Linked DNA regions of Mus musculus: all the other regions are linked to region 3. The links are chromatin contacts, found by Hi-C in ENCODE. All regions are on one chromosome and are shown on one strand. The core of a region is the stretch at or near the end of the contact, and the rest is flanking DNA. Distances in the headings are between cores, read along the strand shown. Region 1 holds the start of Plxnd1 (plexin D1). Region 2 holds the start of Adipor2 (adiponectin receptor 2). Region 3 holds the start of Hnrnpf (heterogeneous nuclear ribonucleoprotein F).

Region 1 (3,340 bases), core at 280-2,779, 1.9 Mb before region 3:
GTCTATGGCTTACCTGTATGTTGCGCTTGCTCTCGCAGGCCGGCCCGGTGCCCTGCACCACACTGTCCAACACCGCCACCACGTCGGGCGCCGGCTCCACGAAGCAGGCGGTGCGCGCTGCACGAATGGCAGCCTGCACGTCGTCGAAGCGGAAGGCGCAAAGCGCGGCCGGGGCGTTGCGGGCACCTGGGGCGCCCTGGGGCCTCTCGAAGACAGCGAAGAACTGCTCGCGCGCGGGGAAAACCGACACGAGGCGGCTGTAGAGGTCGCCGCGGCCCGCGCCGCCCGCGCACTGCAAGCCCAGTTGGATGTAGGACTCGGTGAGCTTCTTGGCGTCGCCACCCGCGCCGCGGGGCAGGCAGATGCGCGCCAGCAGGCTGCGCGCCTGGCTGTCCTTGTCGCCCGCACGCGCCTCGCTGTTGAGCGCCAGGTACGCGTAGGGCTGCGCGCTGTGCGGTGGCACCGCCGGGTGCAAGAAGGCACGCACGAAGCCCAGCTTGTGCTGCTCCTTGGCGCCCTGCTTGATCTTCAGGATGTTATCGTCCGACGGGTTAAGGTCGAAGGTGAAGAGCTTGGCCAAGTCTCCACGCGCGTCCAGGGAGCGGATAGCGATCTCGGGCGTGTTCTCGAAGCGGTGGTCTTCTAGGCTACGGTTGCGCGGGAAGAAAGCGCTGCCGAAGCCGGTGTACGTGGCGCCCACGAGCAGACGGCTGCCCCCGGTGCCCGAGGTAGGCGGCAGCACCAGTCCCACAGTGGACGCGTTGGGGTGGTTGGCGGCCACGTTGAGCATGCTGGGGAACACGGTGACCGGTTCTGCGGTCGGCGCGGCAGGCGGAAAGCTCACGGCCAGGGCTGAGATGTTGCCCCGGCGCCTCAGCTGGCACAGACCCTGGTAGATGGAGCCGCACGCGACCACCAGACCCTGGCCCGGGTCCAACTGCAGGATTTTGTTGTAGTTGTCCGTGAGGCGCCGCGGGTGCTCGCACGAGGCCTGCGGGAGCTGCGGGGCGTGACACAGCGGGCTGTCCGGCACGGGACCCACGGTCGCCTCGGCTTCCAGGCTCAAGTTGGCACTCGACAGTTGGTACAGGCGGTTCACTGCCGCCAAGTACACGGTGCCCGCCGTGCCGTCCAGGGCGAAGTTGTTGGTGGGCGTGGGCGAGGGGAAACGGCGCTGGATCTCTAGGGCGCCGGCCCGTGCCGCCCCGAGCAGCAGCAGCAGAGGCAGCGGCAGCAGACCAGGGCCCCGCGAGTGAGGGCGCGGACGCAAGGGGACGGCCGCGGCGGCCCGGGCGCTAGGGGGTGCGCCGCCCGCGGCGCGACGAGCCATCCAGGCGAGCGCGGGCTGCGCGGCGCGGCGAGTGCATGGGGCGCGGCGCGGCCGGGAGCCGGGAGCTCGGAGGCGGCGAGAGGCGGGGGGGGGGCCCGGGCCGCGAGGCGCTTCCTGCCCGCGCCTGCCGCCCCCGGCCCCGGCGCCCCGGCCCGACTCTGGCGAGGCGCTCAGCCCGGGGGCGGCTCCGTGGAGACCACGCCCACAGCCCATCTCCCCGCCCCAGCAGCTTGGCCCACGCCCTTTCGCCCCGGGCCACGCCCCCGGCCACGCCTCTGGGCCACGCCCCGCGGTCCGAGGTCACTGGTGGCCGATACCCGGGCAGTCGCAAGTTGCCTGCCTCTTTCCTGGTTCCTGGCCAGCTCCTGGAATGTCTTCCTCTCGCTTGTTTGTTATCCTTCCTCTCTTTCTCCTCGCTCTAGTACCTTCTCTGTTCTGTTTCTGGGCTCCCGTTTGCCTTCCACCGCCTCTCAGAGTTTCGCTCTTTCAATCTCTCGGACTCCCCTACTCCGATCCTGTCAACTCCGCCCCGTGTCTCTCCCGCGTCACTCCCTCTCCCTCATCTGCGTTTCCTTTTTTTTTTTTTTCTTTCTGTTCCCGCTGCTCTCCCTCTCTACTCTTTTCCTCTCCTTGCCCCTAAAGCCCTCCATTTCCCCTCAACCGCCTGCCCCTTCTGGCCACAGTCCCCCTCCCCGCCCCCCCCGCCCCCCCCCCCCCCCGCTCACACCCCCTATGTTCTCCAAGCCTCACTCTAAAGACCAGCCAGACCAGGGACATCAGGCCCCTGGCTAACCTATGGTCTGTTCCCCGAACTGCTCTGTAAAAGGAGTTTGCAAGCAGCAGGCTCCGGGGACAAACTTGACAATCCCACAGCAAAAGTAGGAAACTGTGTTGAGAGGAAGTTCATTCCTCTTGCAAGGGCAGGCTGGGCTGAGCAGAACACCAGACACAGGGCCTTACTTTCTGGATAGAGCCAAACCCCGCAGACCCCCAGGACCTTGCCCTTAGGCCAAGGTTCTGAGAAACCTAAAGTCATTCCACATATGAGCTGGCACTGGGCACCGGACTCCTTTGACCTTCAAAGGAACAGGTAGGCCCTGGGATAAAGGCAAGGAGTCATTTTCCTAAGGTCATAGAAACCCAGGTGATCCTCTCCATAGCATGGGAGTGCCCACATAGGACCACACCAAATGCTAACCTCCTTACAAAGACTCAACCCACTTTCCGTGCATGGAAACTGAGGCCCCAGAAGTAAAGCCCAAAATACACCGCTAAGGGGGAAGGTGGGACACAGACCCATTGTTTGAAGCCACAGTTCCAGCTACAAGTTCTCAGTCAGGGTCTCCTAGCAGCTTGCAGCTGTCACTTGAGGCCTAGTGGCCCTCTCTCAGAGGGTGACCTTGCTCCCACCAGATAGGAAGGAAGGATGGGGAGGGGCTTTCCCTGTGCCTGAAGGGTCAGCAGCAAGGGCTCAGAGCCCAGCCATCCCCATTTCCCTGGCCCCCACCCCAACCTTCCTGTCCCTGTGCCTGCCTGCCGGCTTGCCTGCCATGTTCCAGCCCATTCATGGCCTTGGCTTTGATGGTCAGGAGTGTTCCTTGGCAGGAAATTGGAGACTTATGTCCTGCCTCCACCCCCAACTGAGCACCCAGGGGACTTGCCTCTACCTCTGTTTGGGGAAGGCCCGAGTCATGCTCTCCCTGTGAGCCACAGGCCCTCCACTCCACTGGACAGCCCCAGCACAGATTATAGGCTTGTCTTCCTCTGCCCTCCCTCTCTGTCTCTCTCCCTCTCTCTACCCTCTGTCTTCACACAGTATCTCTGGTCTCATTCTCCATCCTCTCCCCACCCCCTCCTTGCTTCCTTCCTGTCCCTCTCTTGCTTTCTTGCCGCATCCTGCAGCTCCCCCCACTGAGCCTCGAGGATAATGCTTTATGACATCTCGGTTTAGCTGGCCAGATGGATTGTTTTGTGTATTGTGGACAAACTTCCTGCTAAGCTGGTAGATTT
Region 2 (3,202 bases), core at 675-3,174, 1.5 Mb after region 3:
GTTCGTTCACTGTGACAAATTTCAAAGAATGAAGAATTCTATTCTACAAGCAGTGTACAAATGAGCAGGATGTGTGACAAGATCTTAGAGTGGCCTGTGGTAAGAAGACACTTGAAACTTTAGAACTGACAAACATAATTCCCCCTTTAAAAAATTAAGGCTCTGAGCTTTATTTTTTGAGTTGTATTGGTGGTGCACATCCTTAATCCCAGCCCATGGGAGGCAGAAACTGGTGGATTTCTGAGTTCAAGGCCAGCCTAATCTACATGAGTTCCAAGACAGCCAGGGCTACAGAGTGAGACCATGTCAAAGGGAGGGCGGGCTTTGAGTAGAGCATCTGTCCATACCAGGATTCTGGACTCATAGGTAAGATTTAGAAATTAAAGCTTGCCTGAACTACATTGATCCTGCCTGTCTTCACAACATGGTAGGTGATTCATGCTAACACACAGAAGGCTGAAGCAGGATTCTTAATGTTTGGGCTACAGAGTGAGACCTGCACACCCTCACCCACGAACAAACAAAACAAATACACTTAGTTGGGAAGTGTTTTATGAACAAATAAATTTTAAAATCCTAAAAGACTGCAGTATTTTTACCTTGCTCCTTGGGGAGCAGGGGTAAGCATTCTGCTTTGGGGAAACACAATGAACACAGCAACACAAGAATTACAGGCCATCAAGTGAGATGGCTAAAGAGTATGCTTGCCAGGCAAATTTTCAAGACCTTGCCGCCTGAGTTCGATACCCGGAACCACATAAACGTAGACGATGATCAACTTTTACCAAGTTGTTCTCTAACCTCCACACGTGTGCCATGAACACAGGAGTCACACAGAAACACACCATAATAAACTGGATAATTTTAATTTTTTTAAAGTTTTTTTTTCTTTAAATGAGACAACCAGAGTAAAACATAAATGCAACTAAAAGATCATTTCCACTAAAATACTAAAACCACCAATGAAGCATTGTACCTACCAAATCCCAGGTGGTCATGTCATTTATCAAAAATTCATTGCTCAACGCTCTCGTGAAGTTTTCAAACTCCAGAAACAAATGTTTAAATCAAGGTCAAAAAAAACAAAAGAAGAGACTCATTAGCTGTCTGGTCTAGCGCTCCCTCGGACTCATCAAAACTTATTTTATAGCCGTTTCCAGCAATTCTCTAACAAGCTAACCACTGGCAAATAAAAACCCAAAGGGGCTCAGAACTGGGCCCAAGAACTATCCCGCAGTGACAGCCTGACGCGCCACCTAAGGAAAGGTGAGGGCAACCTTCCCATCCCAGTGGTTGGAAAAGTCGCGCTGAGCACAAGCCATCCGAAGCAAGCCTGCCAGAGAAATCCCTAGAAGTGGCAGAAGACACCAACTAGAAGTCGGGGCGGGAGGATTTCAGTCTCCGGCCATCGCGGGGGTACCGGCTCCGAAATCGACTAGAGACGGAGCGAGGGGCTTCGGACTCTGCCCCGCGGCGGGGACAGGGCAGCGGGCGCCCGCGACCGCAGCTGCACGGAGCGCGGCCCCGGCCCCCCCCCCCACCCCACCCCCCCGGCCGCTGCTTGGGCCCCGCACCAGGCGCGCGGCCGCAGGTCAGAGTTCCGGCCGCGCTCGGAGCCGGCCAGGCGCGCGCTCCCGGCCCGCGCCGGGGACACCTGTCCCTCAGCCCTCACCTCCTTCCGACCCGGGCAATCTGCTGAGCCCGGGAAGCCGCGCTCGAGCCACAGCCCTTCGCCCGAGTTAGCGGCCGTCTCACCGCGCGGCTCGGGCGCCTCGGGAAGCAGCGCCTCGGGGAGGGAGAGGGGGGGCGCGGAGGGAGGGGGCCGCTCGCTGGAGCCGCCACCGCCGCCGCCGCCACCGCGGTACCGCGTCGGGACTGTGCTCGCGCCGCCGCGACCGCCGCCGCCGCCGCCGCCGCGTCTCCCCGCCTCCGCGCCCGCGCGTAGCCGTGACGCGCATCGCACGAGGCGGGCCGAGCCAGTAAGACCACACCCCGTGCGCAGCCGCGCTGGCCTAAACCGGAAGCCTCCCCTCGGGAGGCTTTGGAAGCGTGATGCATCTTGGGAGTTGTAGTTCGGCCGGGTCCACAATGTAAACAGTGCGGGCAGAGTGCCTCGGAACGCTCACCCAGCTTCCTCGACGATTTCTGAAGAGATCTGAGAAGGGAGTGGGCCGCCACGGTTTAATGACTCGGGATGGAGCGTGTGTTTGTGTCAGCGGCCAACATAATGCTAGGCGTCGTCTTATGAAGGTTTCAGGATTCCGAAAGCGTTTAGTCAACTCTTCCTCAAACAGTAGGGCTTGTTTTTATTACCGTACTAACGTATGATTGATTTATGCCCTACCACTTCTAGAAGATATTCAAAATTATTTTCAATGGTCGATTGCAAACGACTTAAGCATTGTGTCTGTTTACCCAGAGGGAATGATTTGCTACGAGTGAGCTTTCCTATTGAACCAGAACAAGGAACTATAGGAGCTGGTGTGCAGAGGAAAAAAAAATGGTTTCTTCGTGTTCAGTTGTAAGAGGATTGTATCTGTCACACTCTTTAGTTCAAAACTTAATACACGTCAAAGTAAATTCGGAAGCTTTAGTTTAGACCTTGGAGGAAGCTTATTGTTCTTGCCTTTAGACCACAATCGGTCTCATAGCCAAGAAGCTAAAATGTGATGTTGAGCGATTGGAGGGAAGCAGACATGGAAAACTCTTCAACGAGGAAAAGCACTAGAGAGGTTAAAACAAGAGGATCTTGCATGTACCAGATCAGCCTGGTGTACATCGCGAGCCAGGCCAGCCTTGGCTATACAGAGTGTAAAACCATGTCTCAGAAAAAAAGAAACGAAAGAAAGAAAGGGAGAGAGAGAGAAAGACAAAGACTTGGCTACTAAGACTGAGAAAGACAATTGTACCTTTCCCATCAGAAAACAAATGCAGGCATTTGGGAATTATAAATGTGGCCCAAGGCTGGAAATATAGCTCAGTGGTAAAGCTATAGCCACTCCAAAAGCCTCGATTCCATCAATAACTTAAGGGGGGGGGGGGTGCGGGGGGAAGGATCCATAATAAATAGGGCAAAAAGAGAAGTTTTTTTTTCAGGCTGAATATAAGGTATCCCCTAAGGAAGACAGACTTAAGATAGACCATTATCTTACCAGGTATGGGGGCTCACACCTTAATTCCTAGCACGTGGGAACTGGTATAG
Region 3 (3,494 bases), core at 429-2,928:
GGAGTGCTGCGATTAAAGTATTGTGCCACTCTATCTGCTGAATCTGAAAACTTTAAATTTAAAGTGTCAATTTAAATGTAAGGGAACAGGACAGATTGTAACTCTTTTCCTTGACAATTCCTCTCTGCATTTTATTTTTCTAAAATAATAATAATAATAGTAATAATAATAATACCAGTTGTGGCTGGGCACACCTTTAATCTCTCACTTTATGCCTCAGGAGGCAGGGGCCGGTGGATCTCTGAATTGGAGCCATAGTGAGTTCCAGGACAGCCAGCTTTACAACAGAGATACCATGTCTTAGGGTGGGGGTGTGGGGAACCAAAAGAAACAATACAAAACAAAACAAGAGTTGGAAGCCAGCCTGGGTTGCAGTCAGACAGAGGGAGCTCAAAAGTGAAACCTCTGGCTGTAAAAATCTGGGAACTTCAATTTGACCCCTGGAACTCACCTAAGGGAAATGAAAATACTTGTGAAAAGTTGCTCTCTGGCTTCTTCAAGGTTAGAAGTCACTTGCACCTTTCTCTGGCAATAGTAAGGAACTTTAAAAATAAATAAAACCACCCAAGGAGCAGGGTGAGAGGTCTCAGCAGAACTTGCTGCACAGGCCTTTCAACCTTGAGTTTGATCAGGACCCCACATGGTGGAAGGAGAGAACACTCAGGATTGTCCTCTGACTTCAGTTGAAAGTGTGGTGATAACTCGCACGAACTTAACAATTTTAATGCCCCACTCCCTGGGCAAACAAACAAACAAACATCAGAGGTGGGGGATGTAATTTGCCAACTACAAGGCTCTGGGTTTAGTGCTCACGAATACTTATCTAACTTTTGTAGCATCTGTTTTCTATCATTTGACTTCTATTTTTCTTCTTGGACAGGTTTTCCTCTCAAAGTTTTCTTTCCTTTTTCTGGAGTTAGTCTGGTGTGTTGTTTTATAAACGTTTCCTTCATCACTGTAGTTCACTTATAACCAGAGATTATTCTGAACGGCCTTGTAATTTCTCCAGTGTTTATATAGACAGCAGCTCGCGACCATGCATTGTAGCCTCGGCCGCCTCCATGCAGAAATGGAGTTCGTAGGAACCAGCTCGTGTTCCTACGCCCGCCTAGGCGGCTCTGGAAGCTTCAAAAATAATCTTCACTTTAGCTTGTATCTCGACATCTCGCAGAGAATCCTCCCAAATTATTACACATCAAGAAAATCTGTCCCAGCGTTCACATAGTGCTGAGAGTTAGAAACTTCAGACAAATCCCTCCGGACTGCCTGAGATGCCCTTAGGCGGTCTTTCTTTTACATAAGACACCATTCTAGTTTTCCGCACGCATGCGGTCATTGATTCCTTTGGGATCACTTTTCGGGATGCGGAGACACGCGTGCAGAATTCAGCGTCCACCGACTCACCAGCCCACAGGTCTCTTTATGGACAACCCCCTCCACCTTGCTGTCTCCCCCCCCCCCCTCGTTTGCCCGCCCCCTCCCCCTGCTACCCCCCCCCCGCAATGTTTGCGCCTGCGCCGTCACTGTCCTCTCCGGGACTCAGAGGCGGGTCCACAGCTCTCTAGTCCCGCCCCTCTCCCTCCCCCGGCCAATCCTAGGCTCCGTTCTGGGCTCGTCAGAATGGCGCCGCGGCTGCCCTGTGCCCGGATGTCCGCTGCCTGAGGCTCCGCCCCATCACCGTCTTGCATCCTTCCGGCTCCGTCGTGGAAGGAGGACTGCGCCTCGTCTTCCTGAAGGTGGGGTTCGGGGAAGGCCAGCCCGCGGTCACGCCGGCTGTGGGAAGGGAAAGTGGGCTCCCCGGGCTACTGTTTCCGGGTGCTCGGGGCGTGGGCCGAGCGGGGAGCGGACCGGGGATCAGGAGGGCTTCCGGAGGCGCCGCTGGCGCTCGGCAGGCGGGAGTTGAGGAGCAGGCCGGCCGCGCGGTTGACTCGCCCCGCTGAGGCCGTCCCGCGAGCGCGCCTGTGGGGGTTTCCATGGTGACAGTAAACAAGCCTCAACTGCCTCAGCTACAACTGCCAAGTCCCCGGGGTTCCACCCTCCTCTAGGTGCTCTGAGGGCCGGCGAGGTCCGGATGTGAGTGGGAGCGTGGAGCCGAGAAGCCGGAGGTGAGGGCCGCCGGCGGGGTGTGCTGGCGCCTGGGCCCGGCGGGCGTTGGATGGCGGGCGTGGGATCCGGACTCGGAAGGAACGGGGCCGAGGTGGCCGCCGCACAGCCATAGCCGTGCGGAGGCTGCCCACGGAGCTGGGGACCGCGTGGCCGGGGTTTGGGGTCGGGAGCCGAAGTTCAGCGCATTTTCGACGGGGATTGGGCCGCGTGGCCGAGGTGTGCGGTCGGGGGAGCGGGGACTGAGGGCTGGAGTCCGGTCGGTAGGGCCGGGCCTCTGGGCTGAGGTGTGCGGAGGGCCTGGGAGACCGCAGCCGCGGCCCACGCCCGCCCGGAGAAAGCGCGGCTTTCCTCAGAGCCGCCCCCCCACCCCGCCCGCAGGCGCGGCTTCCTCGGCGGGATATTGGGGGGGGGGGTGAGGGTGGAGCGCTTCTCACCCACCGCGGCTTACGCTCTGTCAGCGGCCCCCCGGCAGGCCCGGGCGGTGGTTGTAGTTTGGAGAAAGACGAGCGGGCGCTCACGTGGCCCGAGGCGCCCGGAGTTTCACAAGACTGGGCGGGACGGCTCCGCCCACCGCCCACGCCCGGCCCGAGCGAAGCCGAGCGCCTCGCTTCCTCCTCGTGGCGGCCCGGGAGCTAGGAGCACCGGTCTGCGCCGGTCCCGTCCCCCAGAGGTATCGTGTTAGCGTGTGGGGTGCGGAGTCTTTGCCTAGGTGGGTTAGTCGGCCTTAGCCGCAGTTACGAGCACTTTTGTGCTGTGTTTGTGGAGCCTCACGTGTCTGGGAAAAGTTGAGGTGGGCCCGCTCGGCCTTCCCTCGGCGCGTGCTCTCCGGAGCCTTCCCGACCCGGCGGGATCGGAGAGGCAGCCCCATGTGCCCTAAGACTCCCACCCAGCGACCTTTTCTGCCCCTGCCAGTCCGGGAACAAACAAATGGGCCTCTTTCCTACCTGCAAGTCGGGCTGCGGAGTAAGCGGGCGAGCGAGCGCGGGTGGCCGCCATGTGGCTGTGCGGGATCGGTCTCCTGAACCTGGGCAGTTTTGTTTACGGAACTTTTGGGCTTATTTTAGTCGGTTTCCTTTAATGTTTATTTGTGCGTGGAGGTGAGGGGATAAGGTGAAGAAATGGATTTTTCCAGCACTGGGTCCTTGGGATTGAATTGAGGGTCCCTGTCACAATGATCTATCGCTCTGTCCAGGGGGTGGTTTAAATATTTAATTCTTCTAGTTGAACAAGACAGACGATATCTGGAAATAGTTAATACTTAAGTCTTTCTTCCCTTCGTGCTGCGGAGTGGAGGTCAAAACGTGGTTCAGTTCTTCCATCTGTGTATTCAGACTGAGCGCAGGTAGCTAAGGTCTGGCAAAAAGTGCGTTAGCCCATTGAACAATGTC

What was found. Hi-C counts contacts between places; a loop is a spot of excess contacts on that map.
Region 1: a map of regulatory T cell shows a loop between it and region 3 (4-fold over the local background). The contact joins the promoter of Plxnd1 here to the promoter of Hnrnpf in region 3. A Hi-C loop is called at or near these places in 2 of 37 maps with a recorded cell type or tissue (T-helper 17 cell and regulatory T cell).
Region 2: a loop to region 3 is called in a map of T-helper 1 cell, with 6 times the contacts of the local background. The contact joins the promoter of Adipor2 here to the promoter of Hnrnpf in region 3. A Hi-C loop is called at or near these places in 2 of 37 maps with a recorded cell type or tissue (T-helper 1 cell and T-helper 2 cell).

What each region holds. Positions count from the first base shown.
Region 1 is chr6:115,993,476-115,996,815 of GRCm38, forward strand. Plxnd1 (plexin D1) reads right to left here and starts at 1,530. Exons shown (of 36, transcript NM_026376.3): 1 at 14-1,530. The coding sequence starts at 1,330.
Region 2 is chr6:119,386,810-119,390,011 of GRCm38, forward strand. Adipor2 (adiponectin receptor 2) reads right to left here and starts at 1,925. Exons shown (of 8, transcript NM_001355692.1): 1 at 1,673-1,925.
Region 3 is chr6:117,905,104-117,908,597 of GRCm38, forward strand. It overlaps Hnrnpf (heterogeneous nuclear ribonucleoprotein F), which reads left to right and starts at 1,679. Exons shown (of 4, transcript NM_133834.2): 1 at 1,679-1,736. It overlaps 4933440N22Rik, which reads right to left and starts at 3,102. Exons shown (of 2, transcript XM_017321877.1): 1 at 3,001-3,102; 2 at 703-2,738. The coding sequence starts at 3,102. The coding sequence ends at 2,007.